2 separate regions of the Homo sapiens genome follow, and region 2 is linked to region 1. Evidence: read pairs that join two places in POLR2A ChIA-PET (ENCODE). Cell type or tissue: PC-9. All regions are shown on one strand.

Region 1 (2,500 bases):
AAGTGAAAGCAGCCAGGCACAAAATGTCACATATTGTATGATTCCATTTATATAAAATATCTAGAACAGAAAATTCCATAGAAACAGAATACAGATTGGTGGTTGCTAGGGTATATGGGGAAGAGGCATGGGGAGAAACTTCTTAATGGATAAGAGGTTTTATTCAGAAGTGATGGGAATGTTTCAGAACTAGATGGAAGTGTGGTTGCAACACATTATGCATGTACTAAATGCCACTGAATCATTCACTTTAAAATGGTTAATTTTATGTTACATGAAATTCACCCTCAATAAAATATTTTTTAAGAAGATGTCACCCACATGACCAATAAACACATAAAAATGTGAGAGAAAATTACAACTGATTGTCTAGCCATTTCAGAAACCCATGTAAATGGTGCTTCTACCTATTCACAGTGAATGAAGTGTTAAATAAAATTTATAGGAGTTCACTGTTTTGGACTAAGCTCCCATACTAGGCCCCAAAAGACCAAACTAAAATGAAGTCACTCATGCTAAGTATCACAAAGTCAAACTGAAACATTAAGAAAGCAGGTAAAATCCCAAACAGATCAAGTTTTCTTGAAAACAGGAGAATCCCAGTAACCAATCAAAAGAGGCCCAGTTAACCGGAGCTGGCATGATAGGGAAGTCTCCTCTGCTTAACCCTTATAAGAAAAGTAACTTGAAGTAACTTGATATTAGTCAATCTGCTTTTTCAATTTTTATTTCCTTGTTCCCACCTTCATAAACCAATTGTTCTGACATGCCCTGCGAAGCATCTATTCTATTTTATAGAATGAGATGTTGCTCCAATTTATGAATTGCTAATAAAAGCCGATTGGACATTTACACTACGTTTGTGGACATGTTGTTTATTTAACAAAAGGAACAGAGAATGCTTACTAAAATCTTAGTTTCTTCCTGTTAAAAGATAATTTTTAAGGCAAAATTATGATTGCCATACAAATATAAAATGAACACATGTTAAAGGTTTCATTTAACTCATTAAAAACAGATCCAGTAAAATGTTAAAAACTGGTACAAGAGGCAGCCAGAAAATGCTGAAATGAATGTGTTAGTAAACGCAAACCCAGCTTCATGTGTGTGAGGAGTAGTAACAATTGCACCTTTGCAAGACAAAATTCATTTGCATTTCTACAGATAAGAATAATTTGTATTACCCTCAGTTTTCTATAATTTTAAAGGATTTAAAATAGTTCAAAGAAATGAAAGGTGTAGAGCACTATAGAATCAGATAACCTAGAAGGGTTTACTAGTCAATGCCTAGCATTCTGAAGGACATTTGGTAATTTTTTTTTCCAAATTTCACAATTTCTCCTGATATTTCTCTGGCAATAACACACTACCATGGCAAATGGCCTCTCTTCTCTGGACTTCAGGTCCTCATTTGTTTTTTAAAAAAAAAAAAAAAAAAAACTGAGGAGTTGGATGACCTGAAGCTCACCTTGAGCTTTGACAGTCTGCTAAGAACCTGCTTCCAGAGGCCAGATGCTGAGTCACAGATTCCTACAGATTACAAGCCCTTTAAGTCAACAGCACTCATGATCACATCACATAAATTACTTCTCTAATGATAGAACATGCCATCCTTTGATGAGGGAGGCCATGTTTCTAATGAATCATCCTTAAACGATTTGCCTTTTTTTGCACTACTACTGGAAATGGGATAATACTGAGTTTTCCCAGCTTCTGTCATACACAACAAGCATTATTTAGTTTTTAAACAATTGGCTGAAACTAGAAAGAAGTAGTCTGGGGCTAAAAAACAAAACAAAATAAAGTAGGTAGCCTACATGAGATGCTCAAAAAATACTGAGTTGAATGGCTTTTGAAATGTTTACACCATGTTCTACACACTTAATTTACTATAAATGTAGTAGGATGTTTTTTTTTTTTTCCCTTTTGTTTGATCTGTTACTCTCCAGCTGCTCAGTACCGGGCAGTACAAGAGACCCTCAATCAAAGCCTGCTATTTAATTCTATAATTTATAATAGAGAGTGGAAGTGTATTCTTGTCAAAAAAATTTTTCAGCTTATGCATGGTAAGATGAAGTTTCTCTATACTGGCTGAGCATGCCTAATCCAAAAATCCAAAATCTTCAATGCTCCAAAATCCAAAATTTTTTCAGCACTGACATGATGCTCAAAGGACCATTTAAGTATCAGCAAATATTCCAAAATCTGAAGAAAAAACAAATCTCAAACCTGAAACACTTCTGGTCCCAAGCATTTTGGATAAGAGATATTCTTCGGCTTCTATGCTGGACCTAAATTCTTTTTATTGTATTTTAAATGTATAGATCGATTCAGCACAATCAAAAGCACATCCACCAACAGTGTATATAAAAGTCTTACATGTCTAAGAAAAAAATTTCACAATTTAAAATACCTCTCCATAAAGATCTACAACATTGGACAGATTCTCCACTAAAGCCAATGCTAAGATTAATATTAGATTTCCAAAATCAGTAAAATT
Region 2 (2,500 bases), 230 kb after region 1:
TCAGCCTCCTGAGTAGCTGGAGCTACAGGCGTGCGCCACCACGCCCAGCTAATTTTTGTATGTTTAGTAGAGACGGGGTTTTGCCATGTTGGCCAGGCTGGTCTCGAACTCCTGACCTCGTGATCCGTCCACCTCAGCCTCCCAAAGTGCTGGGATTACAGGCGTGAGCCACCGTGCCCAGCCGTCCCAGTTACTTATTAATGAGATATGTACACCTATTACACACTGCTCAACTTTTTACACCTTGGAATCAGATTGGACACCACCACCCTCATTTTGTGTTCCATCTTGATTTTTACAAGGTACTTGCCTTTTGTCACATCAAAACCCTGGCTTTTTGAAGATACAACATCAGGGCATAAAGGAATGTGCACAATCTAATGTTCAAATGAAATATGTTTGGTACTCAACATACGTCACCATGGTTCCCTCAAAATTTTGAAATATGCCATGGTTGTACTCATGTGAGTTCCCTGCCAAGCCTTAGGGTGCCTTGACACACAGTCTGGGAAACAGGGACATGCACTGTTTCATTTCATCCTCACAACAGACCTGCATTGTAGGTACTACACCAATTTCTTTTTTTTTTTTTTTTTGAGACAGAGTTTTGTTCTTGTTGCCCAGGCTGGAGTGCAATGGCACAATCTCGGCTCACTACAAACTCCGCCTCCCAGGTTCAAGCGATTCTCCTGCCTCAGCCTCCCAAGTAGCTGGGATTATAGGCATGCGCCACCACGCCCGGATAATTTTGCATTTTTAGTACAGATGGAGTTTCTCCATGTTGGTCAGGCTGGTCTTGAACTCCCTACCTAGGGTGATCCGCCCGCCTCGGCCTCCCAAAGTGCTGGGATTATAGGCGTGAGCCACCATGCCTGGCAAATACTACACCAGTTTTATAGATCTGGGAATTCAGGCTGAGACCAGTGAAATGGTTTTTGTTTGTTTGTTTGTTTGTTTGTTTTTTGAGACGGAGTCTCCCTCTGTCACCCAGGCTGGAGTGCAGTGGTGCGATCTCGGCTCACTGCAAGGTCTGCCTCCCAGGTGCACGCCATTCTCCTGCCTCAGCCTCCCGAGTAGCTGGGACTACAGGCGCCCGCCAATACACCCAGCTAATTTTTTGTATTTTTAGTAGAGACGGGGTTTCACCATATTAGCCAGGATAGTCTCAATCTCCTGACTTCATGTTCCGCCCATCTCGGCCTCCCAAAGTGCTGGGATTACAGGCATGAGCCACTGTGCCTGGCCGAGACCAGTGAAATAATTGTCACAGTTCACACACCTAGTAAGAGCTGGCACTGGATGTAAACTCAGGTCTACCTGACTCAGCACCCACATGCTCCTTTTGGTAGCCATGCAACTTCTTCCACCACTTTTTCAGGATATTAGACTCACAGACCGTCAGAGCTGGATGGGATCTCAGGGATGATCTGGTTCCAGCAATCTGGTTTGACAGATTAAAAAAAAAAAAAAAAAAAAAGATGCCTGAGAAGGGAAATGATTTGACCAAGATATTCAACTGTCTAAAGGCAGAGCTGAGCCTGGGCCTCCAGACTCCTGGTCTAGATCGCTTTCCCTTCCGCCAGGCTGATTCCCTATTAAATGAGAATAAGAGAAGACAGAAAGTATTCCCAAGAAGTATCTGCTCCTTAAGATGTTTTCGTGTTAGGGTTCATGTGGTTCTCAGAGGCAAATGATAGCTGTCCTTGAAGGTCAGAGGCTGTCCTCAGGGCACAACAGGTGACTCTGCTGTCCTCCCTGTAGCATCTTCCACTTGGAACCAGCTCTCCCCAAACCAACCACATTCCCACTACTGTTCTTGAGCATCCTGTCTCCATCAAGTAAAGCCCTCCCCCATCCTGAGTCCTCTCTCCTTTTAACCTCTACCCACCAGTCCAAGGCAGGGTGTTTAAAACACCTAGCAGAGGCCAGGCGCCGTGGCTCATGCCTCCCAGCACTTTGGGAGGCCAAGGCGGGTGGATCGCCTGAGGTCAGGAGTTTGAGACCAGCCTGGCCAACAAGGCAAAACCTGTCTCTACTAAAAATACAAAAATTAGCCAGGCATGTTGTTGGGCACCTGTAATCCCAGCTACTCGGGAGGCTGAGGCAGGAGAATCACTTGAACCTGGGAGGCAGAGGTTGCAGCAAGCCAAGGTTGCACCACTGCACTCCAGGCTGGGCGGCAGAGTAAAACTCTGTCACAAAAAAATAAATAAAATAAACACCTAGGAGAATGATAGCTCTGCTTCTCATTGGTCTTCCTTGCCATACTGTTGCAATAAGGAATCATTTTTGCAATAAGGAATCATTTATGCAATAAGTATATCCACAGTTTCAATATCACTGAGAACAAGCAAACTGCCAACACACCAGGCCATGCAAAGCTATATATGAAATTTCTTTTTTTTTTTTTTTTGAGACAGAGTCATGCTCTGTCACCCAGGCTGGAGTGCAGTGGCGCAATCTTGGCTCACTGCAACCTCCGCCTCCCGGGTTCAAGCAG

The links. Peaks named below come from ENCODE experiments on the same cell type or tissue, not always from the same donor. Only the 100,000 strongest peaks of a DNase experiment are listed, where the experiment ranks them.
Region 2: POLR2A ChIA-PET joins it to region 1 with 9 read pairs; 4 of 35 experiments call an interaction of 5 or more read pairs at or near these places.

Annotation. Positions count from the first base shown.
Region 1 is chr5:137,832,084-137,834,583 of GRCh38, forward strand. No RefSeq gene overlaps it. Among named protein-coding and RNA genes, the nearest start is that of MYOT, 35 kb to the right of the region's middle. In PC-9, no CTCF peak of the experiment used is centred here; a DNase peak (open chromatin) is centred at 1,528; H3K27ac peaks cover 1,943 bases.
Region 2 is chr5:138,059,454-138,061,953 of GRCh38, forward strand. No RefSeq gene overlaps it. Among named protein-coding and RNA genes, the nearest start is that of WNT8A, 23 kb to the right of the region's middle. In PC-9, no CTCF peak of the experiment used is centred here; no DNase peak of the experiment used is centred here.